Regions from separate parts of the Homo sapiens genome. Here region 2 is linked to region 1. Evidence: chromatin contacts called from ENCODE Hi-C or POLR2A ChIA-PET data. All regions are on one chromosome and are shown on one strand. The core of a region is the stretch at or near the end of the contact, and the rest is flanking DNA. Distances in the headings are between cores, read along the strand shown. Region 1 overlaps SNX29 (sorting nexin 29). Region 2 overlaps SNX29 (sorting nexin 29).

What was found. Hi-C counts contacts between places; a loop is a spot of excess contacts on that map. ChIA-PET counts read pairs that join two places held with the same protein, here RNA polymerase II (POLR2A). Pooled maps may share reads with other maps.
Region 2: a loop to region 1 is called in a map with no recorded cell type, with 2.5 times the contacts of the local background. The contact joins two enhancer-like sites. A Hi-C loop is called at or near these places in 2 of 168 maps with a recorded cell type or tissue (B cell and Calu3), 13 of 37 single-sample maps with no recorded cell type and 5 of 50 pooled maps. POLR2A ChIA-PET finds 5 or more read pairs at or near these places in 10 of 52 experiments (B cell, BJ, GM10248 and 6 more).

The regions. Positions count from the first base shown.
Region 1 is chr16:11,993,117-11,999,204 of GRCh38, reverse strand. All of the region lies in intron 1 of SNX29 (sorting nexin 29), which reads right to left. Among named protein-coding and RNA genes, the nearest start is that of SNX29, 19 kb to the right of the region's middle. Within about 2 kb of position 4,329, at least 12 of the 41 ENCODE cell types and tissues checked have a DNase peak (open chromatin) inside an H3K27ac peak, as active enhancers do.
Region 2 is chr16:12,027,366-12,033,453 of GRCh38, reverse strand. SNX29 (sorting nexin 29) reads right to left here. Exons shown (of 21, transcript NM_032167.5): 4 at 6,010-6,088. Among named protein-coding and RNA genes, the nearest start is that of SNX29, 54 kb to the right of the region's middle. RefSeq lists an enhancer at 5,983-6,052. Within about 2 kb of position 2,897, at least 3 of the 41 ENCODE cell types and tissues checked have a DNase peak (open chromatin) inside an H3K27ac peak, as active enhancers do.

The DNA.
Region 1 (6,088 bases), core at 3,080-5,579:
ATCAGTAGCACAACTAGGTATCAATAATCTGTATCATTACAATGAAGTTTGGCTATTGCCTGTTACTGCATCAAAGGAAAACAGCTAAACTAATTTTCCCCAAATCTGAACATGTCTAGAATGGTCTAAAGGTTTCTCAACCCTTGGCACTACTGACATTGTAAGATGTTTAGCTGCATCCATGGCCTCTACACACTACGTGGCATTAGCACACACAAACCCCTGAGTTATAACAAAAATGTCTCCATGTAATGCCAAATGTCCCCTGGGAATCAAAACTGCCCCCAGTTGTCAACCAGCAGCCTAAAATAAAATATAAGTTTCCCAGTACAGCAGGAACTGCTCACTGGCTGTTCTCACTATCATCTCCAACATCCTTTTCCCATGCCACCTTCAGCAATCCAAGCTGTGAAACCTGATTACTCCTCTTCTCAGCAGCTGAGGTTGAACTTAAGCAGTCTGGCCAATGAGAAGAAAGCAGAAGTGGCTCCCAAAGTTCTGGGAAAGTCATTCATTTCTGATAGAAAGAAGAGCTATGCAGAGCATCACTCCCTCCACCATCCTTCATGCCTTAATCATAAACATGTTGGGTGGAGCCAGAGTAGCATTTTGCCACCACGAAGTCATGAGCCTGAGAGAAAGACCTAGAGAATCACAAAGACACCAGCCCTGATATCACTGAGTTGGTAAGCCAAGACTAGAAACAAGCTAACTCTCACAAAATAAATAACCCTATTTGTCCACACCACTGCACATTGGGCTGTTACTTGCATCCAAAAGCATTCCCAACTGACACACATGACATATGCTGAACTTCCATTTAGGAAGGTCTGGGGCAAGAGCACTTGAAAGCACCAGGCAGACAGTTGGTAGAGCCACACCTGATCTCCACAAGAGGCCCAATGACTCCAAGCAAGATACAAAGCCCGGAGTATGATGCACCAGACACAGAGCACATTCACTTCAAAGGATACTGAAATTCAGTTTCTAAGGGCAGACGCTCCACACTGCAGGCGTTGAATTGCCATCAGGCTGCTTCTGTCTTGGGCAACTCTACGTGGGCTGCACCAGAGAGTAGCAGCAGGGCATTATCTCAGAGGTGGTCAGTGATTCCTCCAGGTCAAGCCAGGGCCAGCTGGTTGATAACAACCACCACCGTGTGCTGGGCGCATCCTACATGCCAGGAACCAAGCTAAGCACTATGCATGCATCATCTCCCTTCATCTTCACATTCACCCTATAAGCCAGGTTCCCAAACACAGATGGGAAAGCTGAAGCTCGGGGAAGTCAAGTGATTGTGTGTGTTGATCCACCCAGGACTTATTTAACTTCTAGTGTATGTGAGGCAATGTTTTAAGAGCTGAGGACACCGGAGTTAAATGGTGTAAAAGATCCATCTTCTCATGGAGCTAAAATCCTACTAGAAGGCCGGGTACAGTGGCTCACACCTGTAATCCCAGCACTTTGGAAGGCTGAGGCAGGAAGATTGCTTGACATCAGGAGTTTGAGACCAGCCTGGGCAACATGATGAAGCCCTGTATCTACCAAAAACACAAAAAATTAGCCGGGCGTGGTGGCACACACCTGTGGTCCCAGCTGTTCATGAGGCAGAAGTGGAAGGATCACTTGAACCCAGGAGGCAATGGCTGCAGTGAGCTGAGATCGTGCCACTGCACTCTGGCCTGAGTGACAGAGTGAGGCCCTATCTCAAAAAAAAAAAAAAAGTATAAATGTAAACTAATCAATGAAAAAGTGTTAGAGAGTCACACTAGGAAGACAAAACAAACACAGTGATGGGATAGGGAGGAAGCAAGAAGGCTGCTTTAGCCAAGGCAGCCACTGAGGGCCTCTCTGCACAGGTGACATTTGAGCTGAGCCCTCTATGAAGAGAAGGAACAGCTATGGAAAGACAGGGCAGGCCAGTGTTCCAGACAGAGCAAACAGCAAGGGGAGAGGCTCGGAGGTAGGACAAGCTTGGCTCTGGTCTTCCAGGACCAGAAGGAAGTTTGCTGTGGCTTGAGCAAAAAGCAAAAAAGTGGAAGGAAAGATCAAACAGGCGGGCAGATGTCAGTCACATAGGATCGTGTGGGCCATGATAAAGGGGTTAGACTGTTGAAATTTGAATACTAATTGGTGGAACAGTGATCCTGACTCAAGACCTCTAAAGCCTGTGTTAGGACCACAATACCAAGGATCCTGCCTTACCCCCAGGCCTGGTAATGAAACCAGTCAGCAGATTCTTTGAGACACACAATAAAACAACTGACTCTTCAAAAAGTACCGTTAGTATTTTTTTCTGGAAGAGGTTTCGATCAAGAATAGCCTAGGCACCATTCCCACCAGCCATGAGGCATCTCAAGGCATCGCTCAGGATGGCTATAGACCCATCTGGCCAAGGTCCTCCAACACCTCTTGACACCTGTGTCTATCAATCAAACGCTCTTTGTTTCAGAATCCAGGGTTTGGATTCTGATCTTCCCTCCCTAACACCAGAATAGAAAAAAAGTTAGGCTTGCTTTCTTCCTTTTTCCAAGTATGAGTGAGCCCGACAGCTCTACCTGCCCTTGAGCAATGCCAACTGGAAACTTGACAGGGTTCCCCGCACTGGAAATGCCTTTGCTATTTTTTTCTCATCATAAAAGCAATTCATGCAGGAAAAAAATAGAATAATAACAAATCAGGAAAAAATGTACAAAGAAAATAAAAATCTCTTTCATCTCCCTAGTGATAATTTTTTAATGCAGTGCTTCTCAAACTTTAATGTCCACACAGATCTCCTGGAGATCTTGTTAAAAAGCAGCAATTTATTTTTTGGCGTTTTTTTCTGAGACAGGATCTCTATCACATGGGCTAGAGTAAGTGGCACAATCATAGCTTTCTACAGTCTCAACCTCCTGGGTTCAATCGACTCTCCTGCCTCAGCCCTCCGAGTAGCTGGGACTACAGGCACAGGGCACCACTCACAGATAATTTATTTATTTTTATTTTTTATACAGACGGGGTCTCACCCCAGACTCAAGCGATCCTCCTGCCTCTGCCTCCCAAACAGCTGGGATAATAGGTGTGAGCCACCACACCCAGCCCAAAAGGGAGGTTCTGGTTCAGGAGGTTGAGGATGGGGCCTAACTCTTTTTTTTTTTTTTCTGAGACGGAGTGTTGCTGTGTCACCCAGGCTGGAGTGCAGTGGCCCAGTCTCGGCTCCCTGCAACCTCCACCTCCCAGGTTCAAGCAATTCTCCTGCCTCAGCCTCCCAAAAAGCTGGGATTACAGGCACGCACCACCACGCCCGGCTAATTTTTGTATTTTCAGTAGAGACAGGGTTTCACCATGTTGGCCAGGCTGGTCTTAAACTCCTGACCTCGTGATCCACCCACCTCGGCCTCCCAAAGTGCTGGGATTACAGGTGTGAGCCACCGTGCCCTGCCAACTCTGTGTTTCTCGTAAGCTTCCAGTGGAGCTGACACTGCCGGCTCCTTTCACACCTGAATAATAAAGGTTTAGCACCTACCCTTCCTGGTATGCACAATGATCCTCGATGTCTTTTTTTTTTTTTTTTTTAAGAGTATTTTGCTCTACTGATTATTCTGGATGAGATGTCAGCAGCCTCCTCTGCCTTACTCTGCAAAGCCTCTTTTCATGATGGGGTGGGGGGGGAAGAAAAGAAAAACCTGTTCTTTATACAAAAACTACCCGAGATTGTGCAGGTCTCAACCCAGAGGCTCACACTTCCTGGCTGTGATCTCTCTGCAGGCAAGAAGCTGTCAAGTGAGATAATCTTGACCTCAGAAGGGGCAGCTGTGGCCAACTTAGCCCTGAATGAGCTTAAGAGAAAGGGGTCAGCCAGGCACAGTGGCTCACACCTATAATCCCAGCAACTTTGGGGGGCCAAAGCGGACGGATCACATGAGGTCAGGAGTTCAAGACCAGCCTGGCCAACATGGCAAAACCCCGTCTCTACTAAAAATACAAAAATTAGCCAGGTGTGGTGACGGGCGCCTGTAGTCCCAGCTACTCAGAAGGCTGAGGCAGGAGAATCGCTTGAACCTGGGAGACGGAGGTTACAGTGAGCCAAGATTGCACCAATGCACTCCAGCCTGGGCAACAGAGTGAGAGTGTCTCAAAAATAAATAAATAAGAGAGAAGGGGGTTTACTAGGCTGCAAGGAGCACAGGTGGTCTCAGGACCACTTATCAACTGAGAGGAACAGTGGAGAGCACTGAACGGGAAGTCACAAGGCCTGAGCTCTCATCCTGCCTGGCCTGCTTGCTAGCCATGTGACAGGGACAGTCACTTCCCTTGTCTGGCCACTGGTTTCTGCATGAGATCATGCCCTTCCAGCTCTACAGTCTATGGAGACTCTGCAGAGACAGGCAGGCAGAGCAATCAATGCTACCAGTCTCCTTCTTACCTTCTCCCTTTGAATCCAGTGGAGAGTACAGCACCTCCGCCAGGGCCCAGAAGAATCTGCCAGCTTCAAATGTTGCCGCCACTCAGAGAGAAGTAGGAACAATGTGCCCACCTACCGAATCCCAACCACAGGCTAAGTCATTAAATGACCTATTTAATCCTTGACAAAGAAGGAAAAGTGGTTCCATTCAGTAGAGAACACTGTGACTCAGAGAGGAAAAGACCTTTACCCAGGGCTAGACTCATGGGAAGTGGCCGAGGAGGGATACATTTCCAAGTCCATGGGATCCTGGAGCTGCCAGCTGCTAAGCCCTGCTCACCCTCGACCTCCATCACAACCTGCAGCAGTGGCCCAGTGCAAATTCAGCAAACACTTTGCCACACAGGAGCGATCAAACCCCATGTTCCTGCTTCCTCATCTCCAGGGGCAGCCCCCAGCCAGCAGTCAACCAGGTGAACAAGAACAGGCTTCTTTTTATTTCTCATTTAGATCACCATCAAAATGAAAACAGAAAATGGAAAGGCACCCAAGGGAATACCTCCAGGGGTCCACAAACCTGTCTGAGAAATGCAGTCAGCTGACACTCCCTAACTCTACTCAGAATCCTCATGTGCACGGGAAAGTCAGTCACCTAGTTGGGTCTCTCTTTAATGTTTTGTTGTTGTTGTTTGTTTGTAGACGGAGTCTTGCTCTTGTCACCCAGGCTGGAGTGCAATGGCGCGATCTCAGCTCACTGCAACCTCTGCCTCCTGGGTTCAAGCGATTATCCTGCCTCAGCCTCCCAAGTAGCTGAGATTACAGGCTCCTGCTACCATGCCCAGCTAATTTTTGTATTTTTAGTAGAGACGGGATTTCACCATGTTGGCCAGGCTGCTCTCAAACTCCTGACCTCAGGTGATCTGCCTGCCTTGGCCTTCCAAAGTGTTGGGATTACAGGCATGAGCCACCGCGCCCGGCCTTTGTCTTCAATGTTTAGAACTCTCAGGATCTAATGTTTAATGTTTAGAGTCCTTTGGATCCTACATTAATTTTTACCACAAATCTCTAGCCTTCTGCCTGGGGTCACCATTCAAGCTACAGTGACCTCCTGGAGAGAAAGAGCAGAAATTAAGAACAGGATAGTGTGGGTTAGAATCCTACTCCACCAGCCATGTGATCATGAGCAAGTTACTTAACCTCCCTCCTTCAGGCTCATCATAGAACCTACCTCTTCGGACGATAAAATGAGGGAAATTGTATTGTGCACCTAGAACAGTGCCTGGTATATACCAAGCATTTAATAAAATTAGCTATCATTATCATCATTGTTGGCAACCCTTACCCCAAGGTATCAAGACCTCTGGCTCCCAGAAGTCCTTTCAACTAGCTACCTTCTCTCCAAAGCCCAGGCAAAGCAATTCAATCCAAGCCTCTGTGTTTGCTGCCCTGGGAGATGAAAGGGTGAAAGAGGACCCCTGGCACGTGGGGAGGAGAAAACAAGCAGGAGGCAACCAGGCACTCCGGCTATATTCCTTCTTTAACCCTCGCAACCCTGGAGCTCCAGGTAAACTGGTTCCCATTCCACAGAGGTCAAGCCCCTTAATCAAGGCCACACAGATATTTATTTATTTATTTATTTATTTATTTATTTATGAGACAGAGTCTCACTTTGTTGCCCAAGCTGGAGTACGGTGGCGCCAT
Region 2 (6,088 bases), core at 1,648-4,147, 36 kb before region 1:
AGACACCATTTCCACCCATTAGGATGGCAATTATGAAAACAGAAAAAAGGAGGCCAGGCACGGTGGCTCAGGCCTGTAATCCCAGCACTTTGGGAGGCCAAGGTGGGAGGATCACTTAGGGCAAGGAATTTGAGACCAGCCTGGGCAAGATAGTAAGATACTGTCCCTACAAAAAAATAATAAAATTACTATACATACATATATATATATGAAAAAAGGGGGTGGTAATCACTCTCTGGTTCTCCCCATGTATACAATTAAAGCTATATACCTTTTCTCTAATTTAAAAAGCCAGCATTGGCCGGGCACAGTGGCTCGCACCTGTACTTCCAGCACTTTGGGAGGCCAAGGCGGGCAGATCACTTGAGGCCAGGAGCTCGAGACCAGCCTGGCCAACGTGGTGAAACCCTGCCTCTACTAAAAATACAAAAATTAGCCAGGCATGGTGGCGCACGCCTGTAATCCCAGCTACTTGGGAAACTGAGGCAGGAGAATCACTTGAACCTGGGGGGTGGAGGCTACAGTGAGCCAAGATCACACTCCAGCCTGGGTGACAAAGTGAGATTCTATCTCACAAAATAAATAAAAACCCAACACTGGCAAGGCTATGGAGTTGGCAAGGATGTGGAAGGATGGTGGAGAAAATGGATCTCGTGTGCATTGCTAGTGGGAATGCAACAGGGTATAGCCTCTATGGAAAACCCTCTGATGGTTTCTAAAAAATAATTAAACATAGAATTATCATATGATCCAACATTGTCCTTCTGGGTGTATGCCCCAAAAGAACTAAAAGTGGAAAAAACAAGTATTTGTATCTTCATATTCACAGCAGTACCATTCACAATAGCCCATAAGTGGAAGACACCCAACTGTCATGGGAATAAACAAAATATGGGCTCTACATACCCTCAAAAATATTGTTCAGCCTTTAAAAAGAAGAAAATTCTGGGCCAGGCGCGGTTGCTCATGCCTGTAATCACAGCACTTTGGGAGGCCGAGGTGGGTGGATCACAAGGTCAGGGGTTCGAGACCAGCCTGGCCAACATAGTGAAACCACGTATCTACTAAAAATACAAAAATTAGCCGGGCATGGTGGCATGTGCCTATAATCTCAGCTACTTGGGAGGCTGAGGCAGGAGAATCGCTTGAACCCAGGAGGCGGAGGTTGTGGTGAGCTGAGATAGCGCTACTTACTGTACTCCAGCAAACTGGGCAACAGAGCAAGGCTCCATCAAAAAAAAAAAAAAAAAGAAGAAGAAGAAGAAGGAAATTCTGACACATACTACAACACGGACGATCCTTGAAGATGTTATGCTAAATAAAGCCAGACAAAAAAGAACAAATATTGCATGATTCCATTGGTACAAGGAACCTAAAGTAGTAGAATGCACTGAGGCAGAAAGTAGAATGCTGGCTGCCAGGGACAGGGGTGTGGAGGGAGTGAGTGTTAGTGTTTAACAAGTACACAGTTTTGGTTTGTAAAAATGGAAAGGTTCTGAGATGAATGGTGGTAATGATTACTGTATGACATGTGAATGTACATTAAGTACACTTACACTGAATTGTACACTTCAAATGGCTGAAATGGTAAATTTCATTATGTATATTTTACCAATTTTTTTTTTGTTCGTTTTGCTTTGTTTTGTTTTGAGATGGAGTCTCACTCTGTTGCCCAGGCTGGAGTGCAGTGGCGCGATCTCGGCTCACTGCAAGCTCCGCCTCCCGGGTTCACACCATTCTCCTGCCTCAGCCTCCCAAGTAGCTGGGACTATAGGCACCTGCCACCACGCCTGGCTAATTTTTTGTATTTTTAGTAGAAATGGGTTTCACCGTGTTAGCTAGGATGGTCTCGATTTCCTGACCTCATGATCCGCCCGCCTCAGCCTCCCAAAGTGCTGGGATTACAGGCATGAGCCACCACGCCCGGCCATATTTTTTTTTTAAGAGAGAATAGAAGTTTCGCCAGTAGGAGCTTGGGTGAGAGCTGGGGAAGGAAGGAAGGTAGCAGAAGGGAAAGAACTGCCAGACTTGAAGAGTTTCAAGACAACAGAAACTAGGAGAGCTGTTCAAAATACAGGATTGGGCCAGGAACAGTGGCTAACGCCTGTAATCCCAGCACTTTGGGAGGCTGAGGCAGGTGGATCACATGAGGCCAGGAGTTCGAGACCAGCCTAGCCAACATGAGGAAACCCCATCTCTACCAAAAATACAAAAATTAGGCAGCGTGGTGGTACACACCTGTAGTGCCAGCTACTCAGGAGGCCAAGACACGAGAATCACCTGAACCCAGAAGGCAGAGGCTGCAGTGAGCCGAGATCGCACCACTGCACTCTAGCCTGGGCGACAGAGCAAGACATTGTCTCAGAAAAAAAAAAAATACAGAACTGAATCATCTAAATTACTGAGAGGCACCAAGCAAAGCACAGGCAGCGGCACTGAAGGCCCTGCCCCACACAGGATCTGGCATTAGTGCTTCAGCTGCTGAATTATGGAGAGGTCTCAAGAGTCCCAAGGCAGGGGCGTGGCAGGAGGGGAGCTTGTGGGACTCAGGCCATCATTTATTTGCAAACTGGATGAAAGAGTTGTGATGTCAGACCTGCCGCTGCCTGTCAGCCCTGGCATACAGCACGGCATAAGAGGTAGAACAGAGACAGATACAGCCAGTAGGGAAGAGAGCCCAAGAAGCCAGATCACGCACTGGATACTTTGTCCCGATTCTACAAGAGACCCACAGAAGAGCTTTAAGTTAGTGGGGTTACGGGGAATAAGTGGGGGAGTGGGATGGTCATTAAAGAAGACCACTCCATGATGTGCAAAGTGGGTCAGAGCTGATCAAGACTGAAGGCAGGAAAACACAAGTCGGGGAGAAAGAAGAGAATTCACTGAGGATGGAGGAACCGCGAGTGGCTCAGGGACCCATGTGAGAGACAGAAAACAATGCTCTTTGTGGGACTGGTTTTGGGGCAGAGAAGAGGGAGAAGGAGAAGGCTGGGAGGAAGCCCAAGAGCTGTCCAGGGGACCTGGGTAAAAGGCAGAGCCATTTACTAAGCAAGAAACACAGGAACACATATGGATGAAGATCAGAATTCAGTTTTGGAGACTGACAAGCCCGTGCTGTACGCCAAATAGAGACATTCATGAGACAGAGTTCAAGGAAGTGCTCTGGGCTGCGGGTATGACTAAGAATAACAGGCACATACAGAGCAACTTCACCAAGGAATCCAAACAGTATGCATAGAAACAAGAGCCAACAATGAATCCAAGGATGAATAATATTTGAGGGTATGGAAGTGATATGCCAACAAGGATCAGAAAAGAAGAAGAAAGTGTGCCAAGAGGCTATGGCATCGCAGAAAGCAAGGGAAGGCAGTGTTTCAAAGTCAGATCCTCATTGCCCAAGGCTGCCGAACAGACAGGGAAGATTAGACTTCAATTTTACAGGCAGCTCAGCAACAGTAACTGTGTCTCTGGTATATTCTGAATGGCCCCGATCACCTTGTAATTGACTGCCAACCTATAACCTGACGATGATATATCAGTGATTAAAAGAACATCAAATTCCAGCCAGGCGTGGTGGCTCATGCCTGTAATCCCAGCACTTTGGGAGGTCGAGGCGGGCAGATTACCTGAAGTCAGGAGTTCGAGACCAGCCTGGCCAACATGGTGAAACTCCATCTCTACTAAAAATACAAAAATTAGCCAGACATGGTGGCACACACCTATAGTCCCAGCTACTCAGGTGGCTGAGGCTGGAGAATCACTTGCACCTGGGAGGCAGAGGTTGCAGTGAGCTGAGATCATGCCACTGCACTCCAGACTGGGCAACAGAGTGAGGCTCCATCTAAAAAAAAAAAAAAAAATCAAATTCCAAGGTCATGCCATCAAATGCATCAAACGCCAATAACGGCAGTGGTTCTTTCTCCTTTCCCAAGTGGAATGGAAAATAATTCATTTCTCCATACTGTATTCTGTACTGGCTACTTGGGTTTCCAGTGGCTACAAAGACAGCAAGCCAAGTCTGTGTAGAGCTCTGGGTCACTTTTCATTAATTTTTGCTTTGTTCCTCAAAAATTAATCACTTTCCCTGTAGCAAGCTGGAGTGATCCTGGTATATGGTACCTCAGGAACCATGAAATACAGTACTGCACGCAATGAATAATGCCCTTCCTTCCAACCAAGATGTATTTGTTTAGTGAACATAATTTTATTGAACAACTGTGTGTTTATTGAACAACTCATTTCTACAAATGAGTAACTGGTGAAATAAACAAGAAACAAAGATCTAGGAGCCTCTCTGAACTTACCCTAGCCCCGGGAGACTGCCCAAAGAAAGAAAAAAAAAAAAAGCAAACATCTGTTGAAAGTGATTACACATTCTAGGCATGTATCAAAATATCACAAGTACCAAGGCCAGGCGCAGTGGCTTACACGTATAATCCCAGCACTCTGGAAGGCCGAAGTGAGCAGATCACAAGGTCAGGAGTTCGAGACCAGCCTGGCCAACATGGTGAAACCTGTCTCTACTAAAAATACAAAAACTAGCCAGGCATGGTGGTGGGCACCTGTAATCCCAGCTACTCGGGAGGCTCAGGCAGGAGAATCGCCTGAACCCAGGAAGCGGAGGTTGCATTGAGCCAAGACGGTGCCATTGCACTCCAGCCTGGGCGACAAGAGCAAGACTCCATCTCAATAAAAAATAAAAAATCACAGGTACCCCATACATATGTACAAATATTATGTACCAATAAAATAATTTTAATAATAATTTTTTTAAAAAAAAGAACTGTTGGAGCCAGGCACAGTGTCTCACATTTGTAATCCCAGCTAGTTGGCAGGCTGAGGTGGGAAGATCACTTGAGCCTAGGAGTTTGAGACCAGCCTGGCCAACAGAACAAGATCTCTGTCTCTATAAAAGTTTAAAAACCAGCCGGGCATGGTGGTGCAAGCCTGCAATCCTAGCTATTTCAGAGGCTCAGGCAAGGGGATCACTTGAGCCTAGTAGTTCCAGGCTTTGGTGAGCCATGATCACACCACTGCACTTCAGCCTGGGCAACAGAGCAAGACCCCAACTCTAAAAAATAAATAAGTAAATAAATAAAAAGATCTATTGAAGGGTTGAGAAAAAAGAAAGGATGATACAGCAACATGAAGGAGAGGGAAAGACTAAGGATTATGTTAGCAGAGAATTTCCACACACCGCCACCAAATGCAACAAGGTCCAACTTTTGGCTGTGAAAGGGGAACCAGCCAAAGACAGCACATTTTACTCAGCAACGACACTGACATAGTGATAAGAAAGATTCCGGGATTCCCAGCAGCAGCCGTGGTCAGGGCTGGAACTGAAAGCTCAGGGGAGGAGGAGACCACAGGACATTTGTTACATGACATGATCCACTTCAAGGTTCAGCTCCAAAGCAGATCACTATGAACAGTTTCCTCATCTGTACAGTGGCAGTAATAACAGTCCCTACTACTCACAGGGCTATCGAACTGAATGAGTTAATTTACATCAAAGTGCAAGTCTTGCACTAAGTACTAAGCATTAATAGTTATTATTTAGCATTATGCTTGTCACTCACATGGAAATGTTTTTCCAACATTAAATTGGATGATAACAGAACCTCTGGGGTTTCTGTTGCTGGTATGGAAGACATTAATTATGAAATGCCATGCTATCCTCAGGCATCAAATTAAAACAGATTATTAATTTCCCAGCAACTGGCACGCCACAGTGGTGAAATAAACCAGTGTGCTACAGGTCCCCGAACCCAGAGGAGACTGTACCATGTGGCTCTGAGAATTCTGCACAAAAGATGACTTCATTTAAATTAAGATGCCAGACAACACCATTACGTTTTGACTACTATTAAGACATGGATTTCTGTGCCCATACACCACCCCACCAAGTCCCACGCGATCACTGCCCTGCCCACTATTAAAAAATAAATAAAAAGAAAAAGAGCAGAAGGAAGACAAGCTCCTCCAAGCTACAGCCAGGCAGAGCAGTACCTGTTTCGGTTTTGCTGGCAAAGCCCGCTGCCTGCTTGATCGCTGCCGCTGTGAGTGCCAATCCTCGACTCCTCTTCAA